Regions from separate parts of the Homo sapiens genome. Here region 1 is linked to region 2. A link is an interaction called in ENCODE POLR2A ChIA-PET data of the cell type or tissue named here. Cell type or tissue: IMR-90. All regions are shown on one strand. Links, peaks and the distances in the headings refer to the core of each region. The heading gives the core; the rest is flanking DNA.

Evidence for each region. ChIA-PET counts read pairs that join two places held together with the same protein. Peaks named below come from ENCODE experiments on the same cell type or tissue, not always from the same donor. Only the 100,000 strongest peaks of a DNase experiment are listed, where the experiment ranks them.
Region 1: POLR2A ChIA-PET joins it to region 2 with 6 read pairs; 2 of 35 experiments call an interaction of 5 or more read pairs at or near these places.

The regions. Positions count from the first base shown.
Region 1 is chr3:9,450,113-9,465,583 of GRCh38, reverse strand. SETD5 (SET domain containing 5) reads right to left here. Exons shown (of 23, transcript NM_001080517.3): 17 at 11,716-11,845; 18 at 912-1,159. Among named protein-coding and RNA genes, the nearest start is that of SETD5, 60 kb to the right of the region's middle. In IMR-90, for the core only: no CTCF peak of the experiment used is centred there; no DNase peak of the experiment used is centred there; H3K27ac peaks cover 185 bases.
Region 2 is chr3:9,654,840-9,670,310 of GRCh38, reverse strand. MTMR14 (myotubularin related protein 14) reads right to left here. Exons shown (of 19, transcript NM_001077525.3): 3 at 7,936-8,044; 4 at 1,517-1,592; 5 at 819-879. Among named protein-coding and RNA genes, the nearest start is that of MTMR14, 13 kb to the right of the region's middle. In IMR-90, for the core only: no CTCF peak of the experiment used is centred there; no DNase peak of the experiment used is centred there.

The sequences.
Region 1 (15,471 bases), core at 10,594-14,593, 210 kb after region 2:
ACGTAAGATTGGTTAAAATGTTCACCTTTCTCAAAAAACACATCTGGAGAAGTGCAAACAAGGGGGCAGAGCAGCAGAGTGTGTTTAGTGGTCAGAACAAATTTTTCTGAGAAGGAAAAAAGAGACAGTGTCCATTTTAATTACAAATCAAAGTAACATGCAATAGATGAAGTGTTTTAAAAAAGTATACATGGATTCTATTGAAACCTGCTGTCACCCAAACCTGAACACTAAAGTGATTCAAGATTACTTTTTGAAACAGCTGAGGCAGACATTTCTAACTTAATCCAACAGTGAAGGTAATAAATTTGTCTCATGAATACATGTTGCTAGCCTCTTGTCTACTTCTGATTCCTAAGACATTATAACAAAGAGGGAAAGTAACCTGGAGTGGAAAAAACCCACATTCGCCATAAGCCATACCCCAATGTTTTCTAAATCTCTGCTAAGGCCACAATGAAAATACCAAACAACCTGGGAAAGACACTTCACTTATTTAAAGGCCTAGAAACGAAGACACAATCAATCAATATCATCTGTGCTCTCAGGCTAGTGTTACTAACAGATACTACAGGCAGCTAGAGGCCTATTTTGACCAAAGTATACAGTAAAGATAACGATGGAGATCTAGCATGCTTACTACCTAAACTTATGGAGATTGATGGACTGCATGCAAAAGATACATGAATGGGATTTGTGGTAGCAGTATGCCTATTTTGGGAAGCATAGGGGCTGCCAAGATGAGAGGCTACCAGGTAACAGGCCACAATGACCCTGAGGTTTCCCATTCTCTTACTGAGATGGGGAAGAAAGATAGTAAAGAAACATTTGGAATGGTATTATATTTGAAATGAGAAGGTACAAATGATGATTTTCATATCCAGCACTCCCAGCAACCAAACCCAAATCACCTCAAACTGTAGAGGAGTGTTGCAGCGACTAGCAGTAGTAAGAGATGTGACTGGTGAAAACATGAGGCTGTATCCATTTCGACACTCCTCTTCTCCTGGGTGAGATGAGCCAGGTGTGGCCAGCTGGGGACTCTTTGAGCCTGAATTGGGAGGGGGTGGTGTGACTGGAGACAGAGGCCGAAGTAACTTGGTGACATTCTGCTCCATCAGATAGCGAGACTTCCATTTCTTTAATGGGCTCAACAAGTCTGTGAAACACAAAGCTTGGATGAGAGTTTGAAACCACAGATTAATTTAAGGCTCTACAGTAAAGCCATTAATCTGTAATCTACAATGGCTCTTAACTGTTTTCTGCCTCATCCCATTAAGTTATCTCCTCCAATCCAACCAAAATCCCAAAGAAACTCTTTAATTACCATGCTTAAAATAACTCTGAAAACATTCTATCTCCCAAACTCCAGGTAAATCAAATGTGACTGATCTCTAATTTAATTTCTACCAGTGCAAAATATAAAATTCTTTCATTTATTCATTTATTTATTTATGAGACAGAGCCTTGCTCTGTCGCTAAGGCTGGAGTGCAATGGCATTTACTTAGCTCACTGCAACCTCCGTCTCCCGGGTTCAAGTGATTCACCTGCCTCAGCCTCCCGAGTAGCTGGGATTACAGGCATGCACCACTACACCTGGCTAATTTTTGTATTTTTAGTAGAGATGGCATTTCACCACGTTTGCCAGGCTGGTCTTCAACTCCTGACTTCAGGTGATCTGCCCGCCTTAGACGCCCCAAGTGTTGGGATTACAGGCGTGAGCCACTGCTACAGTTCTTTCTTTTACATTGAGTTTCTGAAAAGTCTTTGTTACTGTGTTACAGTTACCCTCTACTAAACTGCTATATCACCAACTAAAGGTACTGGGATGCTAAATCCAAATTCCTTTCACCATCTCTTATATATGTGTGTCCCTTTTCAGAAGCTCTTTCTATTCTTATATGATTCCTTGATCCATGTCTAGCCCCTTTTCTACCTAAAAAGCATGAAATGATTTCTACAAAAACTTCTCCCAACCATTAAAAAATTAGGTTCACATTCTTTTTGACTAGAATAATCCTATTTTCTGTACTTCTTAGATCCACTTAAAAAGCAAGTCACTACACTAAATATTTTAGTGACCATTTAGGTCAAAGCACCTTTCTCACTTGATTCTCAGAATAAAAATACAGTTTTATTCATTTACAGTTAAAAGTATATATATTTAATACCTACTGATTACTGAACTAGGTATGAAGGGAAAAATGGTCATCATACATTCTATTTTCAAGAGGCTTAAAATTTGTAAGAAATAGAAACAGGGCCAGGTGTGGTGGCTCATGCCTATAATCCCAGCACTTTGGGAGGCTGAGGCAGGCAGATCACTTAAGCCAGGAGTTTGAGACCAGCCTGGCCAATATGGCAAAACCCTGTCTCTACTAAATACACAAAAAAGATTAAGCAGGAGTGGTGGTGCATGCCTGCAGTTCCAGTTACTCAGGAGGTGGAGGCACAAGAATCACTTGAACCCAGGAGGCAGAGGTTGCAGCGAGTTGAGACTGCACCACTGTACTCTAGCCTGGGTGACAGAGGGAGGAGACTGTCTCAAAACAAAACAAAACGACACAACAAAAAAAGTGAACACATTAGTATTAGCATGATCAAGAAAGGTGATCATATTGCTATGTGTTAGTTAAAAAAAAAAAAAAGCTGTATTTTCTAAATGATGATTATATACCACAGACTATGCCATGTGCTTTATTGTGAAATATCTAATTTTAACAACTCTATAAATCAAGCACTATTATTATCATCCCCATATTAAAGGTGAGAAACTTGATGTGTGGAGAGAGACAAAACAGGTATTCTTGCTCCCATATATCTACATTCTTAATTTTTGTATTTTTAGTAGAGACAGGGTTTCACCATGTTGGCCTTGAATTCCTGACCTCAAGTGATCCACCCACCTGAGCCTCCCAAAGTGTTGGGATTACAGCCATGAGCCACCACGCCTGGCCCCATCTATCTATATTCTTTTTTTCTTTTTTTTTTTTTTTGAGACGGACTCTTGCTCTGTCACCTAGGCTGGAGTGCAGCGGCACGATCTCGGCTCACTGCAAGGTCCGCCTCCCAGGTTCACACCATTCTCCTGCCTCAGCCTCCCGAGTAGCTGGGACTACAGGTGCTCGCTACCACACCCGGCTAATTTTTTGTATTTTTAGTAGAGACGGGGTTTCACCATGTTGGCCAGGATGGTCTTGATCTCTTGACCTCGTGATCCACCCGCCTCGGCCTCCCAAAGTGCTGGGATTACAGGCGTGAGCCACCGCGCCTGGCTCCATCTATCTATATTCTTAATCAATAGGTTAAAGTATATCCCCAAGGCTTGGTGGATGGAAGGAGTGACATTTATTCCAGGCCTTCAAGGAAAATTTTTGGGCCAGGAAGATTATCTGGAAGCAATGGTCAGTATGAGACTAGTAACTGGGAAACCATCTGGAGTTAACACAGTAGTTAGCAAAGAATTATGAGGCACTAAACTAGGGTAGGAGATGTTTAGATGAAGAGGGAAGAATAAATGCAAAAAATTATTGAAGATGCATATTTTTCCTTTCTGATATCTCAGGATTTTTAATATTCCTAGATTGGAAGTATATTCACATCTTCCTTTTGTTCCAGATACTAAATTTTCTTTCCTCCTTTTAAAAAGTGCCTAGGTATAAAACAGAAACAAACATGTAATTCATGGCTTATATTCGGAATAACTTTTATATATTTAATATTTCAAGGGTCTTAAACAATGGAATCTTACAGATCTCTGTACTGCTAGGTCCAACACTATAACTATCAAAGTCAATTATGTTAAGTGATGAAGTTAGTTGTAGAAAGGAGTTATAAGATACAGGTGAAATCTGCCACGTGCAAATCAATGTACAAGGCATTCATTCAACATATATTTACTGAGTACTTATTATGATACTGTATTCAACAAGAGACCTGATGTCTGCCCTTAAGAAGTTTACAGGCCAAAGAAAGCCAAGTCATTTGCCTACTTTTTCTCTTTTTCCTGCATATATAGTTTCCAAATTTTATGTGGTCAAATCTATCCATCTTTTATTATTATTATTTTTCACCTTTACTCAAAAAATTACCAAGGTTATACAGCACATACACAACCTGAAAATCATATCCACAAATAAACGCATGCTAATATCCTGGTAAATTTTTATCGAGACATTGCTTCACTGACTCTTGCCTTACCTAAACTACTCAGTAACTATTTTCACTCAGAAATACATGGTCAACATTTTATGACAATGAATAGAAATCTACAGTTCAGGTTTAATGACTGCACAACATTAGTATTATCAAAATTTAACCAACTTTTTTTTCATTTTTTGCTATTAGAACAAATGGCTACATGTAGGATTATTAAATCAAAAGAATATCTATATATGTGTAGTTTATATTTAGTCCTGTGAGAACTGCTGGCTCATGTTCTTCAGCCTGCATTCTACTGAGGTGTTGGGGTCTTTTTCTTCATCTGTAAGGGCTCTTTAAATAGTAAGAATGTTGACCCCTTGTCAATAAAATTACAAATGTATTTTCCCAGTTTACTGATTGCCTTCAATTTTATTTACAAGTCTCTGCTATATGTTTTGTTTCTATTTAGTCAAACGGATCACTTTATTTTCTGCTTCTGATATCATGTCTTTGCTAACCCACCCTGACACTGTAAAAATGCCAGCCTATTTTCCTTTTGTCTCCATGTTTAATTTTTAATTTAGATTTTAATTAAAAAAGAACATTTTATTTCACACTGACAAACTGCCATTACAAAAAAGGAAAAAAGAACATACTTAAATATGGGGTAGCAATTAATCCATCCTTTCCCCATAACAAATAGCCAGCACCTTCTTCCAAAATCTTCTGTAAATGTAGAATAACTATAATTTCCCTATTAATTTGAAATATATTTATCTTATTAGATTCTTACATATACTGGGCTTATCTTCTGAATGTTTATTTCCGAATGTTATTCTTTCCACTTATTGTCCAATACTGAATCAACACCAGCATACTTTTTATTAAAATTGTTAGGGAAATTCCAGTTATTCTGTTCTAGTTCTCCAAAATATTTTAGCTATTCTAGCAATGAACTATAGAAGTCATTCAATGACCATGCTCATACTATTAAAAAAAAAAAAAAAAGTTAGGATTTTGATTGGTGTTAGATGAAATTCAGGAGTAATTTGAGAAGCATTCTTACCCAGGAACATGGCATAATCTTTGTTATTCACATATTATGTCCCTCTTCATCTATATATACCACATGTCTAATTAAGTTTACTCTCCAGAGTTCTTTAGTTTTTTTTTTTTACTACTATGAATAAAACGTATCTCTCCCTTTGTTATCTAAATGTTATTAACATTTAAAAAGTTTACATACTTATTTTTTATCCAGTTACCCTATTAATCTCTACCAGTTTTTCAATTAACTCTCTAGGTAGATAATAGTATTTGTACATGATAACACATTAACCCTCTTTACCAGTACTTATATCTCTTATGTTGATTTTTTTTGTGGGGGGGAGGGGGTTGGTGTAATTACTTTGGCTAACAATTACTTAGACTATATTAAATAATAATGGTAATAGTGGGATAATTTGATAGCCTATTTTGATGTTTAACTAGTTTTCATGATGCATGACAACTGGCAATTTTTCAGCTAGATATTAAAAGATCATAGTATGTTATTTTATCATTAAATTGATAAAAGTCACTGTGTTATGACTTCTCCTCCCCCATTTGACCTGCTAACAAATGACGATTATTAAATTTTCAAATATTAACTCATCCTTACATTCCTAGAAGGAACCTTAGTCATCGTATATTCTTCTTTTAATATTCTTTTTTTTTTTTTTTTTTGATGGAGTCTCGCTGTCGCCCAGGCTGGAGTGCAGTGGCGAGTAGCTGGGATTACAGGCGCCTGCCACTATGCCCGGTTTTTTTTTTTGTTGTTGTTGTTGTATTTTTAGTAGAGACGGGGTTTCGCCGTGTTAGCCAGGATGGTCTGGATCTCCTGACCTCGTGATCCGCCTGCCTCGGCCTCCCAAAGTGCTGGGATTACAGGCGTGAGCCACCACACCTGGCTATTCTTTTAATATTCTTACAAATTCAAGGTGCTAGGTAAGATCACAAATCTAATTCAAAAGTGGTACTACGCTGTTTTTGGGGGTAGAGGGAGTTAATTTGATAAAATGAATCAAAAATAAGATTTTCAATAAATAGTATATGATACTCCATTACAAGTATGTGCACAAGCAGATAAAATTACAAATTCTACCATTCCTGGGGTTGGAATTCAGATTATTTTTAACCTATAGTTTTTGCAATTGTTAATAACTAAGAATTAATTATTCTAATAAACAATTCATTCAACTTCTGAAGCTGCTGAACAAATTTGACTACAGAGTTTCGTCTCACCCGCCATGTTCACCTGACCTCTCGCCAACCAGGTACCACTTCAAGCATCTGACAACTTTTTACAGGGAAGGTGCTTCCACAACCAGCAGGATGCAGAAAATATTTTCCAAGAGTTTGTCGAATCCTGAAGCATAGATTTTTAGGCTACAGGAATAAACAAACTTATTTCTCAGTGGCAAAAATGTGTTGATTGCAGTGGTTCCTATTTTGATTAATAAAGATGTGTCTGAGTCTAGTTACAGTGATTTAAAATTAATGGTCCAAAAACGCAATTACTTTTGCACCAACCTTATATATAAATTTTGGTTTCTTTGTCTATTTCTGTAGGAAAGATACCAAGCAGAACAAATGAACGACTACTAGGTTAAGGATTATGAATATTTTTAATGCACATGATAAATTTTATCAGATTGCTAGCAGGGATATTACTCCCCGGCAGTTTTACTGCAAATCCTTTCCCCAATGTACTAATCCTCTATTAATACAGAGGCAGTATAGACACAAAAACATGGTTAATACAGTTTGAATTATTTATTTTATTATTTTTAGAGACAGATGTCTTGCTGTCATTCAGGCTGGAACGCAGTGGCATTATCACAGCTCACTGCAGCCTCAAATTCTTGGGCTCAAGTCATCCTCCTACTTCAGCCTCCTTAAGGCTACAGGCAACCCACCATCATGCCTGGCTAATTTTTATTTTTTGTAGAGATGTGGGTCTCTCTCTGCTGCCCAGGCTGGTCTCAAATTCCTGGCCTCAAGTGATCCTTCTGCCTTGGCATCCCAAAGAGCTGGAAATTGCAGGTGAGAGTCACCATGCCAGGCCCAAGTTTGAATTAAAAAAATATATATATTTGAATGTGCCTAGAATTTTCTTTGGCAAAGGACCTAGTAGTTCTTTTGAAGACAAGGTCTTGCTGTGTTGCGCAGGTTGAACTTGACTCCTGGGCTTGAGTGATCCTCCTACCTCAGCCTCCCAAGTAGTTGAGAGTTACAGGCACGTGCCACCGTGTCCAGCTAGATTCTAATTCTTTTTCAATCTCCTAACTAAAAATTCCATGACAATTTACCAACTTTTACATTTATATTTAGGCCTATTCTGACTATTTTGTTCCATATATACATCCATTCTTGCATCAATATTATACTAAATTTAACTATTAGCTTCATACTAGAAGCTCGTCTTACACCTCAAGAGAAAGTACTTCATTATTATTTTTTCAATTTTTTTCTTATTTTTTTAAAGGTAGACTTCAGAATCATTTAATCAAATTCCAAAAACAAGGCAGTTTCATGGGAACTATATAAAGACAGAGAGAAAGAGAAAGAAATATATATATACACATATATATATTCTTTCCATAATGAACATGAAATTTATCAAAGGCTCACGTATGATTCATGAAAAAAAAAAAAAGAAAAAGAAATTTCCATTTCCTCAGACTTTAAAAATATTTCTCAGTAACAGTTTACTCCATATACCCAACTAAGGTTATTCCTAGGCAGTTTCTTAGTTTTGTTAAGTTTGGGAACAAAAAAAATTGGTATTCATTTACTTTCTTGGTATATAAATGATTTTTTAAAATATATTTACACTTTTTATATATTTATCCTTCTATCCAGTGATATTAATAAACTCTTATTATTATTATTAGTATATATATATATTTTTTGAGACAGAGTCTCACTCTATTGCCCAGGCAGGAGTGCAGTGGCGCGATCTCAGCTCACTGCAACCTCCGCCTCCTGGGTTCATGCTATTTTCCTGCCTCAGCCCCCCGAGTAGCGGGACTACAAGTGCCCACCACCACGCACAGCTAATTTTTTGTATTTTTAGTAGAGATGGGGTTTCACTGTGTTAGCAAGGATGGTCTCGATCTCCTGACCTTGTGATCCACCCATCTCGGCCTCCCAAAGTGCTGGGATTACAGGCGTGAGCCACCACGCCTGGCCTAAACTCTTATTATTAATTCTAAGTTTTTCAGCTGATTACTTAGGCTCTTCTAAGAATAGACCCACATCATTTACAAATAATGAACATCATGCCCCTGCCCTACTTTGATAATAACTTTTATTTCTATAAAGTTTCAGCTTTTAGGAACTTAAAATATTTAGTGTATTTCTTTCTTCTTTTCTTTTCTCTTTTCTTTCTTCCCTCCCTCTCTTTCTTTCTTTCTTTCTTTTTGAGACGGAGTCTCACTCTATTGCCAGGCTGGAGTGCAGTGGCGTGACCTTGGCTCACTGCAACTTCTGCCTCCCAGGTTCAAGCAATCCTCCTGCCTCAGCCTCCTGAGTAGCTGGGACTACAGGTGCATGCCACCATGCCCAGCTAATTTTTTTTGTATTTTTAGTAGAGATGGGATTTCACCATGTTGGCCAGGATGGTCTCAATCTTTTCACCTCGTGATCTGCCCGCCTCAGCCTCCCAAAGTGCTGGGATTACAGGCGTGAGCCATCACACCCAGCCAGAATCTTTAATGTATTTATTAATCCACAAATACTCTACAAGAAAGAGTATTCTGTGTAGAATAATGACCGTATAATAATTACTCTTATGGGCCTGATACTATATTGAGAACTTTATATACATTATTCATTCTAATGTTAGCTCTATAAAGCAGGTATTGCTATTCCCATTTTACAAATGAGGCTCAGAGACTTGTTTTTTTTTTTTTTTTTAAGTTTTAAAGACAGAATCTCCCTCCGTCACCCAGGCTGGAGTGGAGTGGCGCAATCTCGTCTCACTGCAACCTCCACCTCCAGGTTCAAGCAATTCTCCTGCCTCAGCCTCCCAAATAGCTGGGATTACAGGTACGTGACCAGGCCCAGCTAATTTTTGTATTTTTAGTAGAGACAGGGTTTCACCATGTTGGCCAGGCTGGTCTTGAACTCCTGACCTCAGATGATCCGCCCACCTTGGCCTCCCAAAGTGCTGGGATTACAGGTGTGAGCCACCAACGCCTAGCCTCAGAGACTTCTAGTAACATCATATAGTTAGTAAAGGGGACAGCTGGTTTTCAAGTAAAGGTCTGTTTGATTTTTTCTATTATAGAAATCCTTTCCCCTTTCTTAATGTCTCTTTGGTATTCTTGAAAAAAACAAAAGAGAGCCAACAAATAAAAGTAATTCCTCAGAATTTATGCTAATTTTGTAGCAATATAACTTGCGCATTTGACTGCTGCTTGATTTTTAAAATCAAATATTTTCCTACATTGCTTTTTAAGGGCAAGGTGTGTCCTGTGAGTGTTTCTCACTGTTAGACTAGGGCAGAAGCTCAACAATAACAAAAAAGGCTGGTGACTAGGAATCCTAATTTCCTTCCAACCAGGGCATGTGATAACAAAGACACTTTTCCTATAATCCTTTGCTAGTCAGGATGTGAACTGCTATGCAATCTCCTGTTCCCAACCTTAACTATACACATGCATTAACACACACACCAGATAGATACACAAACATGATAGTCTATTTCAGCTAAGTTATATTCTTACTAACACCTTAAAAGCTGTTAAAAAAGAAATAATACAAATGGAAATCTGGTACCAAGATTTCTTTATACTATTCATATTTGACTAAATATCCCTAATTTTTGGTGAATACTAGAAGAAAATATTTTAAATAAACAGTATAATTTATCTTTCAGATAACTGGAATTTTATTATCCTGAGGTATATAGGTGGTAACTTATGAGGTATAATCTAATCTAGAGACAAAAGAATAAACTAAATCCATAATTTAAAAAATGGCAATTCACAGCCAGGCATGGTGGCTCATGCCTGTAATCCCAGCACTTTGGGAAGCCGAGGTGGGCGGATCTCCTGAGGTCAGGAGTTCGAGACTAGCCTGGCCAACATGGTGAAACCCCGTCTCTACTCAAAATATAAAAATTTGCCGGGTGAGGTGGCGGGCGCCTGTAATCCCAGTTACTCGGGAGGCTGAGGCAGGGAGAATCGCTTGATTCTCCATTTCAAAAAAAAAAAAAAAAAAAAAAGAAAAAAAGAAAAAAAGGCAATTCACGTTTTCTGAAATAAAATCTAAAAAGAAGTAAAATCCAAATGAAGTAAGAACTTTAAGAAAAGTTCTGATTTTAGTTGCAATATCTGCTACTAAAAATTTATCTAATTAAATTCAAGTTCATTACATTTATTCAGCAAGTTGGTAAACAGGAACAATGAAGTGGGTTTTTTATGAAAATGTGAAATATTCTGTTTGTTGCAACCTGAAAGGTTGCTTTAGCATCTAATTTACTTTGGTATTTTGATTGTCTAATATTTAAAAAACTGATTTAGAGAAAAGTTATGAAAATCACAAAGAACTTTTCAATTAAGCTGATATTTGCAGGAGAAACTGGTAAAAAGATTGTCACAAAATACATTAAGATATCACAAGTGCTTTCAATTACATCCTTTGCAAGTCACTGTCAAAACCAATGGAACAGATGATTTTTCATTGACATCTAGTTTAAAAATGCACAAAGACTTTAGATTTAAAGCTGTCTTAAAAAATTTGTTTTTTTTTTTTTTTTTTTTTTTTTTTTGAGACGGAGTTTCATTCTTGTCGCCCAGGCTGGAGTGCAGTGGCGTGATCTTGGCTCACTGTAACCTCCACCTCCCGGGTTCAAGTGATTCTCCACTGCCTCAGCCTCCTGTTTAGGGAGGGATTACAGGCACCTGCCACCACACCCAGCTAATTTTTGCATTTTTGGTAGAGACAGGGTTTCACCATGTTGGCCACGTTGGTCTCGAACTCCTGACCTCAGGTGATCCACCCACCTTGGCTTCCCAAAGTGCTGGGATTACAGGTGCGAGCCACAGCGCCCGGCTGTTCTTTTAAAAATTGTATGCTAATTATACAAGCCCCTTTGAAAACAATCAATTGATAATAATTTTTCACTTATTTCATTCATCCCCTGCTCCCTCAACCATGTCCCACCCAACTTAATCACTCAGAATTTTAATTCTTTCCTGAATATTAGTGTTCCACCACTTTCTTGCCCTTGCCCCATCTTATAAATATGAATATAAATTTCCTAAACTTACTACTTTAAATGTATCTAACCTTTTTTATAACCATTTCTGCTGTTATCTGTACACTGTCTAGTCCTTCTTTGTCGTCCTGGGAAAACTGATCCCTGACTTGAGATCTCTCTCTTCCTCTGTAAAGACAGATGTAAAGTAACTATTTAGAAAACACGCCATTTCTTTTTGTATCAGAAATACTCATACTTAAATTTTTTATGCAGACCTGAAACAATCATTGGTCATATAATCAGAAAGGTTTTAGATACGTACCTGCATTGTCTTTGCAGATACTAGAAGAGCTACTATTCTCATTGCTTTGGTATAGGTGCTGAGTTCTAGTCTCTTGGGGTACAGATGATGTTTGAGTCATCCCTTCTTCTAAGGCTTGTTTTATCCAGCGCTATAATTGAAAAGAACCAGAGAATTATCAATAATTATCTAAAACTATTTAGTGCACCTGTTTTAAATGTACATCAACTGGTGAGTGATACAATTCAACACACTAATTCAGTTACACAGTCAAGCATTTTATTGTCTTGTGTCTCAGCATATTGGAACATTGTCCTATCAATTCCTTTTAACTGAAAAACTTGAGGAAATCTGGATTACATATAATGAGATCCCATCAAAAGACAAAAACCAATAAAAAATGACTGCTATTCAACTTTTCATACCATTTGGGATGGTGTAAAATGGCAAGACTGAGGAAGAAATCTTAACATTTATTTAGGAGAGACTGTGATCGTATAGAATAAAACTAATATATAAAATAAGCGCCTAGAAGGAAGATAAAGATCTCTTAAAAGTTGTCTGCCCCGTGCTAGAGACGTGTGAAGAGGTAATAAAAAAGATTCATTGGAAGATTTTGGATGAGGATTAATAGCTCTTCACTACAGGTACCAAAAGCGTTTCCAAAAGGTTTATTTCAAATGAAATAACCTATGGGACTCCCCCCTCCAACAAGTAGTTTGGTTAAATTATGCATGAGTAATGCAAATCACGAAATGAGCTTCAGTAGAAATCAAAAAAAAGGGAAAAAGTCAAAAAGAAGACCTATCAGTCACAAGTTTTTGGTAGTAAAGATTAGAATAATAAACTGACAAGAAATAAATTTAGGCCAGATAGTAAACCTGCAAAGATTAGGATAATAAGATTATGTATCCTGTGGAAGACAGAAAATTTCTTACCTGTAATTGTGTTCTCTTAAGATATACAGTTGTAGGTTGCTCACCACTCTGTGGCTCTCCTGCCCTGACATAAGACAGATCGAATTTTGATAAACATCAATTTCTGAGTAAGACCCTCCCCCAATAGGAAGAGCAAAGGTGAATTATTATAATTTATACCTTTAGAGAACATGTATTACAGGTAAGTAAATACTCTCTTCACCAGAGAGCAATTCTCATAGATTTTCCCTCTTAGAAACCTAGGAAACAATCCACAAAAATTTTACCAAAAAAAAAAAAAAAAAAAAAAAAATCTTACATCATACAAATGTCATTGTGGCTGGCCAAATGAAAGCAAAACTGAAACTGTAAACCTGTAAACACTTGGAAGGAAGAGTGAACAAGGATATAAAAAAGAGCTCTCAATGGTAATTTGAATCACGTAAACATTTTAGGATACAACCAGGTCTCTGAAAAGCAAACACAAAAACAAAATAAAAAATCCGAAGAATGAACTATCTTAGATACAGAATAATGATGTAAAGATGAATTGTCAGAACCATACATATAGCCTTAAAGCTTAGAAGAGAACTTAGAAGTCATCTTGTCCAAAGCACTCATTTTATAAATGGAAAAATTAGGCTCAGGAGTGAAAAATCTTTTGTTATGGCCACCTTTAAGTTTTTCTTTTCAAAGCAGAAAACACTCATTTGGGGTCACTAAGCTTTCCTATCTGAGTAATTTTTTAATATTTCCAGGGTCTAGTAGATGTACTTGTAAAATAATTTACATTCTGGATCTGATGACTACAAAAAGGGAACATAAAATCAGAACAGGAGTATTCTAGAAGAAAGATGCTACCATGGTTAGCTATGAGGTGAAACACAGCAAATACAATCAAACCTACTCCTCCAGGTTCTGTTGTATAATTTTACAATATTTCAGGACTCATATAAAAAAGGAACATGGACATTTGTTTGTATCTAACAAGATACAATTAACCTCATGGATAATAAGTTAATTTTAGATGCACCTACTCAGCAAGTTGTTAAAATCAAAAGAACATTTCTCCCTTCTCTGAACCTCTATTAAAATATATTGCAAAGGAGTTTTCTGGGAGGCTCAAAGATGGATAAATATTTTAAAGGTCTCGCTATTATGGCGAAAGAGCAAGGAAGCAATACAGGTTTTGGAGTCCAGAAGCCCTGGCTTGACACTTGGCTGTGAGGCTGGGCTCAGTAGCTCGTATCTGTAATCCCAGCAGAATGTGAGGCCAAGGTGGGCAGACTCCTTGCACTCAGGAGTTTGAGATCAGCCTAGGAAACACAGCAAAACCCTGTCGCTACAAAAAATATGAATATTAGCCAGGCGTGGTGGTGTGCCTGTGGTCCCAGCTACACGAGAGGTTGAGGTAGGAGGACCATTTGAGCCCAGGAGGTCAAGGCTGCAGTGAGCCTGTGATGATGCCACTGCACTCCAGCCTGGACAACAGTGAGACCCTGTGAACCCCTACTATCCCCCACCAGAAGAAATCTGGCTGTGTCACTTATTAGCTGCTTCACTTTGGACAAGTTACCAAACATTTCTGAGACAAAGCTTCTGGATATATAAATTTAGGACAATGATCCCAATTTCATGCATGGTAAGTGAGATAATGTATGTGAAGAAAGCTTATAGTACAGTACTGAACACTGAGCAGATTTTCACCGAGTCCCGGTTCAACTAAATTTCAATGCTATGTTTGGAGATTTACAGATAATGCTCCAGTGTATAAAATGAAATATTAATTATCAATGCAAAGCACACTGTTTCATTATCAGTCAGACTGGTTTTTCTAAGAAGTCTGGAGACCAAATGCCCTATACACATTGTGTTTAGAAGAGGAGTTTAGAGAGAACAAGGTGAAACACTACTGAGAGCCTTGTTGGCCACTTATAAATGTTTTTAAAATACCAACTGAGGAACTAAAAAATGCAAAATGCTTCTTAAAAACTATGATTCAATTTAGAAACTCTAGGGATATCATAAAATGTTCTGTCAAATACCTGAACTCCTCTTCTTTTCAGAAGTTGCAGAATAATAATGATAAAAATAAAAATAAATAGCATAAGAATCTGAGTACAACTATACAGATACAACTTTAATTTGTCCTATACTGGTAAGTTTTTAACTTACAAGGCCAGGCCCTTACCTCTTTAGTGAGATATGAAACAGTGAGCCTATTAGAAATATACATTGTTCTAAATAATCCCATGGAGGGTTTTCTTATCTATCTGATTAACTTATACTCTGAGGGATTTTCAGAATTTTATTACAATTTTGTTGAATAATGAAAATGTTCTTAGGTTCTGCATTAGGTAAGTCCTTTCTAACCAATATTAGGAGATATTAGAAGAAGACCAATATTAGAAGAAGAACTCTTCTTCACTGCTATAAAGCCAAATTCTATTCTAGCTAAAACATTCCATTTCATTTTATTTTGCCTCATAAAAAGCTGTATTTTAAAAAATAGAATCTTGATATGTGAACAGCACACAATAAAGCAATGACTTAAACAGTTTTTAAAGATCCTATTTAAATAGTCTTGTTATGATAATCCTGTGTATGCAGCCTAAACTCTTCCTAAAGACTAACCATGACACATAGATAAAAGTGCTTGAGTAGAGCCTGTATAAATGAGATTAAGGATAGTCAGATACACTTGGAGAATATAACAGGGACTTGTGTTAAATGGAATTTCTATCTGTTGCCCGTAGAAATTTAAGGATGTGCTATAGATACAAGTATAAAAGCAGAACCAAGTTAAAAAAGCTTAAAGAAATGCATTTTCTACCAGATCTGAAGTTACAGTCCTAGACAC
Region 2 (15,471 bases), core at 6,882-10,881:
GAAGAGCCAAACATTCTTGAGCACAAGCCAGAGCCGCTGCTTTCAGAGCTAACAGGCAGAACCTGGGCATAGCAAGATGCCCTTTCATGAACTGAACTATGATTTGGGAAGCTGATCTTAACTAGGGTGCTTGTGTGCATTCCAGAGATGCTTGACACCAGTTAAAGACTTTCCATGTGGTACAGACCATGCAAAGGAGCTTTTCTAAAATATCCTGTAGTATTGTTTTCTAAAAACATTTGGAAAGCGGATAGCAAGAGTGTGAACCAGCCCATTTCCTCCTTTTATAGGGACTCAAACTCCTGTTCTGTACCAAGCTCTTCTTATGTGTAGTACCAATCATGCAGCTGTGACACATCTGGTCTCCAAATGTGCCTTCCAGGCTAGACCTCATGTCTCCTATGTATGGACTGTAGCCCTTGCCCTGTGCCTCAGTACCAGCTGTACTGGGTGAGATCTGGCAGGTTGGTAATCAGCATCATAGCTGCAAACTGGCAACTCTGTGGGGCTTTAAAACAAATATAGATGTCTGGGCCCTATCTCGGGCCTGCAGTACCAGGAACCCCAAGAGTGGGATGTTCTCTGTGAATCCAGGTGTGCAGTCAAGATGGGGACAGACTGCTCAGGTATTTGGCTGCTACCCAGTGGACTTCAACAGCCATATTTCAGGGGCACAGACTTGGCAGACAGAAGAGGAAGAAGCCAATCCACTCACCTGAACCAGTGACAAATACCCACGGACAATATGAACATGGCCATCTCTGGCCAGACACCCCATCCCCAACACAAGCCCCTGACCACAGCAACCCAGCACTGACCGAAGAGCACAGTCCTCCTCCGTGACGTCCTCCACATCTGCCCAGGCATCATCTGCACCCCCTGCCAGAGAAACCTATCTGTCAGTACTGAGGCTGGTGACCCAGGGCTCCACACAGGGGCCTCCTCACCAGCCTCCTTCCCCATAGTGCCAAGGGTGGGCTGGGACTACATGGCTCTACTCCTAAGGACACAGTATGCCCCCATATGCCTGGTAGTCTTCACCTCTAAGGTGAACTCCTGTTTGTCTCCTGGTCCCTGATCAAAGGAAGGCCCCTGATCTCCACCCAGCTCACTCAGACCCCCTACCTATACTATTGTGGTCATGGGTGGCTATTCTTTTTTTTTTTTTTTTGAGACGGAGTCTCACTCTGTTGCCCAGGCTGGAGTGCAGTGGCGTGATCTCGGCTCACTGCAACCTCCATCTCCCGGGTTCAAGCGATTCTCCTGCCTCAGCCTCCTGAGTAGCTGGGACTACAGGTGTGCATCACCACACCCGGCAAATTTTTGGTATTTTTTAGTAGAGATGGGGTTTCACCGTGTTAGCCAGGATGGTCTCGAACTCCTGACCTCGGGATCCGCTCGCCTTGGCCTCCCAAAGTGTTGAGATTACAGGCGTGAGGCATGGCGCCCGGCCCGGGTAGCTATTCTCTATGACTGGGTTCTCATTCTACATCAGAGGATGCTGTTCAACATTCACCTGAGAAAAAATAGTTGTAGCCTGAGCGTCCATACAGCTCTCCCCATCCAGCCAGTGTGGCCGACCTGCAAATGTGCTGGGAGAGAAACATCATTTTCACGGTCAGATGGTTTTCTGAAGCATGCACAGTTGAAGGAACATGTGGGACTCCTCTGACTCTTCCAGGCCAGCATAACGGGCCCAGGAGCACTCCCCAAAGTTTTATCAGCATCAAGGCTGCCACAATCAGTCAGAAGATCCCTAGTACTTAATCCACAACCTCTACTGAGGGAGTCTCACTCCCAAACAAGAGGCGCCAGTGTTACCAACAGGATCGGATCAGATTGGGTGGTTGTTGCATGTGTACCACGTGCTGGACATGGTACTGAAAAACCCATCATCTTCTCACTGAATTTTACAACAAGCCCATGAGGGATATGTGGCAGGTGGCATGCATTGTTGCTGTTACACAGATGAAGAAAAGAAAAACAGGCTAAGGGAGGTTAAGTGATGTGTAAGGTCATATAATGAGGGGTGAGCTGGGATTTGATCCAAACCCACTGACCTCTATGTGCTTACTGTGATTTGGAACTGTTCAGTGTAGACAGGAACAACCTTTCTAGCGGGGGCAAGGGGTGAGTGAGAAATGTTTTAGAGGCTTCTTTTCCTCATCACTGAAGGGATCACTGTTAAGAGAATTCTAGAAACGGGCAACTGGCACAAACCTCAATATCTAATTGTAAGGTTACTTGTTTAAAATAAATAGTGTTTGCTGAAATCTAGTTGGGTGGGGGGAATGGGAGGAGATACCTGGTGATGGGAAGGCAAACCAGCCCAGAATTTAGCTAAAGGCTAGGAGAACATGACCCTGTTACACTACAATGGGAAATGGCGAAGTTGTGAGGTGACAGACAGGGAGTGAAGCTCACTGCTGAATGGGTAACACAATGTGCAAATGGAAAGTGGATCCCTGGAAGATTGCCAAGTACCATCTGAAGGCTTCTCCATCTCTACCTGTAAGATAATGGGAAGGAAAGTTTTGCTGCTACAGCAAAGAGTTGTGCGTGGGAACGACTAGGTCACTTTCTGGCTCTATCTGAGGTAGCAGCAGACAAGGGGTGGGGACGTGGGGACAGCAATAGAAAAGCTACCTGGATATAACCTGGGACAGAATGAGGGGCATTATTGGTGCTGGGGCAAGAGCTGGTTTGTGGAGAGGCTGTCCTGGAAGCCTACTGAGGAAGCCTACCAAGGGCTGGCATTCCTGCTGGCTTAAGTAGGATGTACTCCAGTGGGGGCCACTTAACTTTCTGTGGGTCTAAAAGCAATTTGAAAATCTGATAAAAAAGTATGAACTATCTCCTGAAAAAAAAAATATGTACACATCATAATCTACTTACATTTCCAGGGATTTCTGGACTCTCTCAAGTCCACTGATGAACCCATTCCCAGACCCCGTTAAAAGCCCTTGCTTTAAGAAGTCAGTCAAGCAGTGAGGAGTAAAGTGGATGCTTCCACAGGAAAGGGCTGAGGACCTCTAAGACTCCAAGACGTTGGCAGGGTGTGTGGCTGCCTGTTCCACTGGCATTTGTATCATATCCACTCTCCCCGCTTCATCTAAGCTGCTGGCAGCTGACCTCACTCTCCTTTGCATTATTTCTGTTAAATCTTTCAGAGCAGATAGCTGCCTTCTTTTTGGCTGTTGAGTTCTGAGACCCTTTTTCTGTTCCCAATTATTCTTCCACATCCCTTCTATTGACCTTGTCTTTTTAGTAATTGAGGCAGCCAGACCTAGGCCAGCAAAACCCGAGTCAGATGGAGAAAAACAAGTTGGCCAAGTCCCCAAGTGGGGAACCAGCCTCTTCAGGAAGGCCCCTGTGGGAGGGCTGACCCCTCTTGATAGACACCTGTTCCTTTGCCTCATGGTTCTGACTCATAACCCATCATCTCTGCCCTTTAAGCTGGCTCCTGACTGAAAACGCAAGATCTACCCTGAATGCTCTCCATTTACCTAGTTAGGAATGGCCTCTAATACGGTCCGTGGAAAAGCACTCTGTATAATTTTCTAATTTAGTAACCTCTGACCTCTGCTCCCCACCTCTTAAACAAAAAGAAAGATGAATTGTTCCAGTTTCAATGGTCTAAAAGCCAGACTCAAGTGTTTGGGGAGAAAATGGTATGAGAACTTACTGTTCAATGCTTGAACTGAGTTTTGAAAAATTATTTAATATACTTTACTTAACCCATCATATCCAAGACATTATGTCAACATGTAATCACTTTTAAAATGAATATTTTACATTTTTTCTATTAAATCTTCAAAATTTGATGTGTATTTTACACTTAAAGCATATCTTAAGTAGGATGTGAAACTTTGGGCATTGGCCAGGTGTGGTGGCTCACGCCTGTAATCCCAGCACTTTGGGAGGCCAGAGTGGGCAGATCACTTGAAGCCAGGAGTCTGACACCAGCTTGGCCAAAATGGTGAAACTCAGTCTCTACTAAAAAGACAAAATTAGCCAGGTGTGGAGGCACGTGCCTATAATCCCAGCTAGTTGGGAGGCTGAGGCACAAGAATCGCTAGAGCCTGGGAGGCAGAGGTTACAGTGAGCCAAGATGGCACCACTGCACTCCAGCTTGGGCAACGGAGAGAGACTGTCTCAAAAAAAAAAAAAAAAAAAACCAACAAACTTTGGGCATTTTAAGGGAAACGTGGACTCATTTCAAAGTTGTTTTTAACAACAACAAACTTTTACATTGCTTCAAGCCTTAAAAATTAAGTTGAAATGGGCCGGGCACGGTGGGTCACGCCTGTAATACCAGCACTTTGGGAGGCCGAGACGGGCGGATCACGAGGTCAGGAGATCGAGACCATCCTGGCTAACACCGTGAAATCCTGTCTACTAAAAAATACAAACAATTAGCCGGGCATGGTGGCAGGCACCTGTAGTCCCAGCTACTCGGGAGGCTGACGCAGGAGAATGGCATGAACCCGGGAGGCGGAGCTTGCAGTGAGCTGAGATCGCGCCACTGCACTCCAACCTGGGCGACAGCGAGACTCTGTCTCAAAAAAAAAAAAAAAAAATTAAAATGAAATGAAGTAAAATATAACCTTAGTTCCTCAGTTGCACCAACCATGCTGAACTGAGTTTTGAAGGAAGCAGAACGCAAGCATTTCTTTTTTCTTAAACATTAGATTCAGGGGTACCTGTGCAAGTTTGTTACATGGATATATTGTGTAAGCGGGGTTTAGACTTCTATTTAACTCATCACCCAAATGGTGAACATAGGACCCAACAGGTATTCTTCAACCCTTGCCTCCTCCTCCTCTTCCTCTCTCCCCTTTTTGAAGTCCCTGACGTCTATTGTTTCCACCTTTATGACCATGCGTACCCGCTATTTAGCTCCCACTTATGAATGAGAACATGCGGTATTTGATTTTCTGTTTCCGCTGGAAGAATTTAAGTTTTAAAAACTTTTGTGGGTACATGTATTTACTTATGGGGTACGTGAGACTTTTTTTTTTTTTTTTTTTTGAGACAGTCTCACACTGTCGCCCAGGCTGGAGTGCAATGGCACGATCTCGGCTCACTGCAACTTCTGCCTCCTGGGTTCAAGCAATTCTCCTGCCTCAGCCTCCGGAGTAGCTGGGATTATAGGCGCCTGCCACCTTGCCTGGCTAATTTTTGTATTTTTATTAGAGACGGGGTTTCACTATGTTGGCTAGGCTGGTCTCGAACTCCTGACCTCACGATCTGCCTGCCTTGGCCTCCCAAAGTGCTGGGATTACAGGCATGAGCCATCGTGCCCGGCCGATATTTTGATACAGGCATACCACGCATAACAATCACATCAGGGTAAATGCGGTATCCATCACCTCAAGCATTTATCCTCTATGTTACAAACAATCCAATTATACACTTATTTTTAAATGTACAATAAATTATTGTTGACTGCAGTCACCCTGTTGTACTATCAAATACTAGATCTTACTCATTCTAACTATATTTTTGCACCCATTAACCATCCCCACTCCTCCCCCTTGTTCCTGTCAGAACCCTTTCCTAGTCTCTGGTAACCATAACTCTACTCTCTATCTTCATGAGTTCAATTGTTTTAATTTTTTTAGCTTTCAAATAAGTGAGAACATGTGAAGTTTGTCTTTTTGTGCCTGGCTTATTTCACTTAACATAATGACCTCCAGTTCTATCCATGCTGATACAAATGACAGGATCTCATTATTTTTCATGGCTGAATGGTACTCCATTGCATACATGTACCATATTTTCTTTATCCATTCATCTGTTGATGGACATTTAGGTTGTGGAAGCAAGCATTTCTTAACACAGTGGAAGCAAGCATTTCTTAACACAACTCTCTCTCTTCCTCAACCTGGTAGAGGTTGGTGTCCCTAAAGTATTGTTGGTAATAATGCTGCCACCATCATACTAGTTCCTCAGTGCCTACCGTGAGCCACATGTCTGACCTAACACAGGCCTCTCTGCTACAGGACTTCTCAGAGCCTTAACTATATGAACATACATTTATCAATCTATTTGAAGAATCTAGTATGCAGTATTTCGAATTCTTATTTGACAGATAATGCTTTTCGCAAGCATGTCCTTAAACTGCTATTCTATGGAAACACTGGTTGGAGTATCTCCCGTGCAACCTCTAATGACAAGCGCTGTGCTGCACAGGGTGGTACTCTTTCAAATGAAGTTGCAGGCCAGGCGTGGTGGCTCACGCCTGTAGTCCCAGCACTTTGGGAGGCTGAGGCGGGCGGATTACCTGAGGTCAGCAGTTTGAGAGCAGCCTGGCCACCATGGCGAAACCCCGTCTCTACTAAAAATACAAAAATTAGCTGGGTGTGGTGACATGCTCCTGTAATCCCAGCTACTCGGGAGGCTGAGGCAGGAGAATTGCTTGAACCCGGGAGGTGGAGGTTGCAGTGAGCCAAGCTTGGGCCACTGCACTCCAGCCTGGCAACAGAAGAGACTCCAGGCCGTGCGCGGTGGCTCACGCCTGTAATCCCAACACTTTGGGAGGCCGAGGCAGGAGGATCACAAGGTCAGGAGATCGAGACAATCCTGGCTAACACGGTGAAGCCCCGTCTCTACTGAAAATGCAAAAAATTAGCCGGGCGTGGTGGCGGGTGCCTGTAGTCCCAGCTACTCGGGAGGCTAAGGCAGGAGAATGGCGTGAACCCGGGAGGCGGAGCTTGCAGTGAGCTGAGATCGCACCACTGCACTCCAGCCTGGGCAGCAGAGCAAGATGTCTGCTGCCTCAAAAAAAAAAAAAAAAAAAAAAAAAAGAGAGAGACTCCATCTCAAAAAAAAAAAAGTTGCAATAACTTTCGGGAACATGAAAACTTTCCAAAGTGGCAACAGCTTTAAGAAGATCAATTTCTAGGACCTAACTTCCATACATACTTTTCCCTAAAACTGATCTGAAGAAGAAAGCTTTTGGCAGAGTCTCCCTTCCTTCCTCCTCTTTCCCAATTTACAAAAAAGGCACACCAGGGACTGAGACAACAGTCAGACTCTCCCCATTGCCCTGCCCTTGACCACTGAGACACTCAGATACCAGCTAAAGGAATGAATAGACTGAATTCCGCTCCCTTCCCCTCTGAGGCTCTCTGTATGTCAGTCCACTCTTCTTGGACCAATTTTCGCACCGTTGCTACTTGCATTCGGAATTTCCCCGCTCAAACGTCACAATGGCTCTCCTAGCAAACACAGAGCCACCTCCCTGCTCAGCGTTCAGCCGTCTTCATTCAATCCCCTCCATCCTCTGCCCTGATGTGTACCCTCTACTTAGGGAAGTTACTTAGTCACTCTCAGCCTCTGTTTCATCTGCAATGAAATGGGCACATCCCGTACACCAAAAGATAGATAAAAATGAAACCAAACTGGGGAGCCAAATTAAATTAACAAAAGTCCTTAGAATATAAGCTCCATGACAATAAAGATTTTTGTCTGCTTTACATGGTGATGTATTTTAAGGCCTGAAGCAGTGTCTGGCACATAATATACAATAAATACTTGGTGAATTATATAATTGAAAGAATGGAAAAACAATATAGGAACTCATTTGATTTAATCTAATCCACAAACCTTTGAAATAGGTGATTATTATTCTTAATTTATAGGAGAGGAAAAGGAGGCTCTGCATAGGCAGGAAATAAGAGTCAGGATCTGAACCTAGGCAGTCTGGCTCTGGAACACGGGGTGGGGTATGCTGGTGTGACCATCCCTTCTCTACCTAGAACCATCCTTCAGTCAGAATTGGTCTGTTTCTCTGGACTGCTTCCCACAACACCCAGTAACCACCCAATGCTTGGCTACTAATGTTGAGGGAAAAAAAGACCCTATACTTTGCAGTAAGTCAGCTACCCCAGAAGAGAGTCGTGGAGCATGAAGCTATGGTATGGGCCTTACCTTGCCCTTGAACAGGATTACTGGGCAGACAAACCGTCCTCTGCACCGGGCCATCTTGCTGCGGTGGATGAGGTCTTGCAACTTGCTCACCTGTACGGTACTCTCAAACCTAACACACAGGCAAGAGAAGCAGGTCAAGCTGACTTTGAAGTGGGCACTTTGTGTATATGTGTTTATTCACACAGACCCCCATACTAGATCTGTGTACATAATGCTTGCTTGAAATTAAATGTCATTCCTAAATTTTATATCATCTATCATCTGTCTGTCTATCTATCTATTTTTTTGAGACGGAGTTTCACTGTTGTTGCCCAGGCTAGAGTGCAGTGGCGCAATCTTGGCTCACCACAGCCTCTGCCTCCCGGGTTCAAGCAATTCTCCTGTCTCAGCCTCCCGAGTATGCTGTGACTACAGGTGTGAGCCACCACACCTGGGTAATTTTTTTATTTTTGGTAGAGACGGGGTTTCACCACGTTGGCCAGGCTGGCCTCAAACTCCTGACCTCAGGCGATCCGCCCACCTCGGCCTCCCAAAGTGCCGGGATCACAGGCATGAGATATATTAAGTTTTTCAGGAAAAAAAAAAAGTGCTAATTATAGGTATTAAAACTTAAATCACTCTGATTTCTGAACCTTTAAGATAAAAAAAAAGTGAGCTAAACTGAAGACATATACAAAATTCAGAAATATACACAGAAAACTGGATATTATGTCTAGGGTGTCCAATTTTTAACTCCCAGGATAAGACCTGGTGCCCTAGGGACCCTCTCTGGAAATCACAGGACCATTTTTGTGACTATCTATTTTTTGCATAACTCTGAATATGTATTTTTGTGATCTTTTAGAGCAAGCAGTCCCCAGGCCCTGAGCCCCAGATCAGTACGAGTCCATGCCCCATTAGGAACCAGGAGGTGAGCAGCAGGCAAGTGAGCATTACCGTCTGACTTCCACCTCCTGTCAGATCATCAGTGGCGGCATTATATTCTCATAGGAGCTCGAACCCTATTGTGAACTCCGCATGTGAGGGACTGGGGTTGCAGAGAATCTAATGCCTCATGATCTGAGGTGGAACAGTTTCATCTGAAACCATTTTCTCCACCCTGCCGTGGAAAAATTGTTTTCCATGAAACCAGTCCCTGGTGCCAAAAAGGTTGGGGAGTGCTGTTTTAGAGGGCAGAATGAGATGACGTTTCTTGGTCCACATGGCTCTAGGCCTCTGCTTTCACAGTCCATATGGCCAACAGCGCACAGAGCAAAGGAGGCATAAGAGAAGCCATGTGTGACACAGGGACGTGTAGTAGTTAATGCACTGGGCTTGGTAAGTGAGCTTCTAGAACTTGAGAGTGAGGTTTAGAAGTTAGCTCCAGCAAGTCATACCCATATCAAATCACGCTTCCCTAAAATAAGGGTCCGCTCTCATAAACTCACCTACCAACCTTTAGCAAAGCTCACCCCAGCCAGTCAGAGCTTCTGGTAGCAACAGAAACAGGAGGCAGGAAAGTTAGAGCAGGAAGCTTTCCCAGCTACACAGAGTAACCAAGTAGAAGGAAGGAAAAATACTCATGTTCCTTCCTTAAAAGTGTTGAGCTTTCAGACCAACTCCTAGAGGGAATTTAATTGCTTCCACATCCTAATCCTTCTAGGAATCTGCGTACAGCTCCTCTTGTACACATGCACCCAAATATTATCCCAGAAGGAAGAAATCAGTGACTCCCACATACTTGTGGTACCTCTTTAAATGTATCTGGATGCTGTTAGGGTTAATAAAAACACAGTCTTTAAAATACTGCGAATTCTTAGTTAAAATATATCTAGGGGCCAGGCGTGGTGGCTCACACCTGTAATCCTAGCACTTTGGGAGGCCAAGGTGGGCAGATCACTTGAGGTTGGGAGTTCAAAACCAGCCTGGCCAACATGGTGAAACCCCATCTCTACTAAAAATACAAAAAAATTAGCCTGGCGTGGTGGCGCGTGCCTGTAATCCCAGCTACTCAGGAGGCTGAGGCAGGAGAACTGCTTGAACCCGGGAGGCAGAGTTTGCAGTGAGCCAACATCACGCCATTGCACTCCAGCCTGGGCGAAGGGCGAGACTCCGTCTGGGGGAAAAAAAAAAAAGCAAAGTGCCCGTAGGGTGGCAGCAACCCACCAGGCAGCCCTAGGCACACAAGCTCACAGAGAACCAGAGTGTGCTGCCTTCCCCTCACCCAGTTTCTCTATGAAATCAAAAGGCACCTTGGTACCAATTAATTGCCTAACTAGACTCCACAAGAATATAAAACCGAGCACCTTTAGTACTGCCACAGTGGCCTTCCTCCCACTTACTTGGCCCGTGGCCGATGTCACATATCTGGTCAGCACCATCTGCTGCAACCGACTCTCACTTAGCTCATACCAGCCCTCTGAACCCTAAATGCCTACATCTGATTTTCCCAGGTTGAGTTGTAGCCTCAAAACCAAGGTGGATTTCTCAGGCTAAACTTCTGTTAAAAACAAACAAACAAAACACCCCTGGTGGAGGACACATCAGCATTTTCCTCTAGGGAGGATCTTTTAATGTAATGACCCACCTTTTCTTGTTAGGTCGGCCAGTGGTTCCTTTACCGGTTCCCCTACATCAAGCTCCAATTCAGTTTCTGGCCAGGCACAGTGGCTCATGCCTGTAATCCCACACTTGGGGAGGCTCAGGCGGCAGATCACCTGAGGTCAGGAGGTAAAGACCAGCCTGGCCAACATGGTGAAACCCCGTCTATACTAAAACTACAAAAATTAGACAGGCGTGGCAGCACGCGCCTCTAATCCCAGCTACTCGGGAGGCTGAGGCAGGAGAATTGCTTGAACCCAGGAGGCGGAGGTTGCGGTGAGCAGAGATCACGCCACTGCACTCCAGCCTGGGCAACAGAATGAGACTCCGTCTTAAAAAAAAAAAAAAAAAGAACCAATTCAGTTTCTGTTCTCTCACTTTTTCCTGTTTTTATTATCTCTTGTCCTTAGGATTCTTTTATTGCAGTGCTAAGCACTGAGCTGTGTCTGGCACATAATACTCACATTCGAAGGGATGAATGTAGGCTTCTGTATTTACATTTGTAATGTATGCACTGAAATTTCTGGCAAGATGTTACCAGGTAGTGAGATTTTGTTGTTTTTTTCCCAACAAGGTCTTCCTCTGTTGCCCAGGCTGCAGTGCAGTGGCGCCATGGTTCACTGCAGCTGACCTCCTGGGCTCAGGTGATCCTCCCACCTCAGACTCCCAGGTAGCTGGGACTACAGGCACATGCCACGATGCTTGGCTAATGCTTTGTATTTTTTGTAGTGACAAGGTGTCACCATGTTGCCCAGACTGTTTAATTCAGTCTGTTTTTTATTCAGTCTATTCAGTTTAATTCAGTCTCAAACTCCTGGGTTCAAGCGAAACGCCCATCTCGGCCTCCCAAGTAACTAGGATTATAGGCGTGAGCCACCATGCCCAGCCAAACTATTTTCAAATACAGAAGAAAATGCTGTTATCACATATTTCCAATAGGAAGCTTTCCCAGACAGGCACCACACTTACCAAACTGGGTGGCTTGTTCCTATAATGTACCCCACAACTTCCTGAGATAAATGTTACTGCTGCTACTATTTAATAGATAAGAGGCACAAAGTAGAGCTTACACCCACATTATCTCACTCAGTCCTCACTTACCCAATTTTACAGATGAGGTAGTTTAATGAGATGAAATCTCTAGCCCAAAGTCACAGAACAGGTAAACAGGGTAGCTGAGATTCTAAACCCTGTGGGTAGCCACTGGGCCCATGGTTTTAACCACTATCCGGCAGGGCCTCACCTGTACTTCCCCTAATTCCAGCTTTTATTAACAATTATTGCTTCTTTATTGGACTCTGTTTCCCACTAGACCTACTGGTAAGGACTTCATCTATCTGGCTTCCAACTTGATCCCTGAGGTCTACTACACAGCAGCAGCTGAACGAACACTGTTGACAAACATGTCTTAGCTATTCAGAGATCCCTGTCCAGGCTTCTATTCCCAGATGATGAACCAAATTGGAGAGGTTCCTTAACAGGACCAAAACATTGCTTAAATCCAATTCTACCCTGTTTAATTCAGTCTATTTTTTATTCAGTCTATTCAGTTTAATTCAGCATCATAGTAACAGCCAAGCCAGACAGTAAAAAAGCAAAAAATGCTATTTCTTCCCACCCAAACATACCCGAAGTCCCCCCTTTCAACAAGCAGGCATCACCCACTCAACATCACTTCAGTAACACTTTAAGGCCTTGCAAGGAGTGAAAAGTAAAAACAAACTCCAACAAGCTCCTCTAAGGTTAATCATGTTCCACAGTGGCCTTGGCCTAACTGTGAGGTTCTGCTAGACAAGGTGGGAGAGCCGTGGTGGTGAAAGATAAGGCAGACAGGTACAGAGTCAGGAAATACAGCTTTTAACCCCACTCTGCTTACTACCTCTGTGATCTTCGGCAAAGGCAAATTACTTCTCTGGGCTTCAACTTCATCTATAAAAGAGTGGTGAGGGCCAGGCGCGGTGGCTCATACCTGTAATCCCAGCACTTTGGGAGGCCGAGACCAGTGGATCACGAGGTCAGGAGTTCAAGACCAGCCTGGCCAAGATGTTGAAACCCCGTCTTTACTAAAAATACAAAAATTGGCCGGGCATGGTGGCACGCGCCTGTAATCCCAGCTACTAGGGAGGCTGAGGCAGGAGAATCACTTGAACCTGAGCGGCAGAGGTTGCAGTGAGCCAAGATCACTTGCGCCACTGCACTCCAGCCTCAGCGACACAGCAAGACTCCATATCAAATTGAAAAAAAAAAAGAGTGGTGATACTGTCTTCTTCACTGAATAGTTGTAGGGCTTAAGCTAGCAAGTAAAACCTCAACACCTGCCAAACAGAGGTACTCAACAAATACTAGTTTCAGTCTCTTTAAGGGATCAACACTAAACTTGTTTCCTTCCAGGAAAAGCTTTTACAAGGCAACCACCACTACGTTTCTCAATGTACTATTATGTTACTGAAGGGTAACATTTGGTATTACCTGAGAGCTTGTTAGAATATGCCAAATCGCAGGCCCACCTCAGGTCTTCTGAATCTCTGCATTGTAGAAAGATCCCCAGTTGATTCACTCATAAAATCAACATAGAAAAGAACCACTCTGTTGGGTGCGGTGGCTCTCACCTCTAATCCCAACACTTTGAAAGGCCGAGGTGAGGAAATCTGTTGAGCTCAGGAGACCCACCTGGGCAATGCAGCGAGACCTGGTCTCTACTAAAAATTAAAAAAAATCAGCTGGGAGTGGTGGTATGTGCCCATATTCCCAGCTACTTGGGAGGCTGAGGTGGGAGAATCACTTGAGCCCAGGGGATCAAGGCCGCAGCAAGCCATGATTGTGCCACTGCATTCCAGACCCCGTCTTAATTAAAAACAAAAACAAAAACAAAAAAACCCACCTTGATTACAGCTGAGCTTAATATCAGAATGTCATCATCAGGGCACAGAGGTAAAACCACCAGCCAGCCAGCACCAAAGAGGGTAGGAAGAAGGGGAACGAAGAGAATGGCAAGGCAAAAACAAAGAAAACAAAACAAAACAAAACCCTCTTGTTCAGAAACTTTAGCTTAAAGATTTACGGAAACTAAGTTTACCCAGCTGGGCGCGGTGGCTCACACCTGTAATCCAGCACTTTGGGAGGCCATGGCAGGCGGATTGTTTGAGCCCAGGAGTTGAGACTAGCCTGGCCATCATGGCAAAACCCATCTCTACTAAAATTCAAGAACTAGCCAGGTGTGGTGCCACACACCTGTAATTCCAGCTACTTGGGAGGCTGATGCACAAGGATCGCTAGAGCCTGGGAGGCAGAGGTTACAGTGAGCCAAGATGGCACCACTGCACTCCAGCCTGGGCAACAGAGCAAGATTCTGTCTTAAAAAAAAAAAGAAACTAAGCTTACCTAATTCTGGAAGGAGGAATTAAGGAAGAGCTAAGAACCATAAATAACAGGGCCATAACAAACCCCAATTCTTTAGGCTTGGCGATCCCAAGTTCTTAGGTTATATAACTGAGGATGTAATACTGTTTCTGTGATCTATTTACAAGAGCCCTTAACACTCTTTTCTTGGAGAACCCCACTACAACCTTGTGAAATGGGCACTCTTTTTTTTTTATTTTTTTGAGATGGAGTCTCACCCTGTCGCCAGGCTGGAATGCAGTGGTTCGATCTTGGCTCAGTGCAGTCTCCGCCTCCTGGGTTCAAGTGATTCTCCTGCCTCAGCCTCCCGAGTAGCTGGGATTACAGGCGTGCGCCACCACACCCAGCTAATTTTTGTATATTTAGTAGATACGGGGTTTCACCATGTTGGCCAGGATGGTCTCAATCTCCTGACCTCATGATCTTGGACTCTCAAAGTGCTGGGATTACAGGTGTGAGCCAGCACGCCCGGCCAAGATGGGCACTCTTATAGACATCCCCACTTTACAGATGAGGAAACTAAGGCTTAGTGCTTAAACTCCTCCTACTGGATTGTTCCTCTGCTGTAAACCTTCTCTGGCTCCCCATGGCCTGCAGCAGCGGTTCTCAAGCTATAGTGTATTTAAGACATCAAGAGGCCGGGTGTGCTGGCTCACACCTATAATCCCAGCACTTAGGGAGGCCGAGGCGGCTGGATCATGAGGTCAGGGGTTCGAGACCAGCCTGACCAACGTGGTGAAACCCTGTCTCTACTAAAAATACAAAAAAAGTAGCTGGGCGTGGTGGCGGGCGCCTGTAATCCCAGCTACTCAGGAGGCTGAGGCAGGAGAATTGCTTGAACCCGGGAGGCAGAGGTTGCAGTGAGCCAAGATCGTGCCACTGCACTCCAGCCTGGGTGACAGAGCACTCTGTCTCAAAAAAAAAAAAAAAAAAAAGACATCAAGGGAGCTCTCACAGAATGTAGACTGGAAATTCTGATTCCAGAAGGCCCAGGAGAGGTTCTAGAATCTGTCATCTTTTTTTTGAGATAGAGTCTTGCTCTTGCTCTGTTGCCCAGGCTGGAGTGCAGTGGTGCAATCTCGGCTCACTGCAACCTCCACCTCCTGGGTTCAAGCGATTCTCCTGCCTCAGCCACCCGAGTAGCTGGGATTACAGGAGCCCACCACCACGCCCAGCTAGTTTTTGTAATTTTAGTAGGGATGGGGTTTCACCATGTTGGCCAGGCTGGTCTCAAACTCCTGACCTCAGGTGATCCACCCAAAGGAGGCTGGGATTACAGGCATGAGCCACTAGGCCAGGCCGAGAATCCATAATCTTAGTAAGTGCTTAGGGGTTCCTAGCACAATAAAACCACTGATACCCACACACAACCCACAGGTTCACACTCCCTGGCCTGATGATCAAGATCCTATATGAGTTGATCCCTAAGGACATTTTCAGGGAAACTCCTGCTCATCCTTCCAATTCCAGTTCTTCCCAGGCACATAAACACAAGGCAGAATTAACCATTTCCCCAGTTGGCCTACGGCAGCACTTCTCAAACCTGGTAGTGCATTC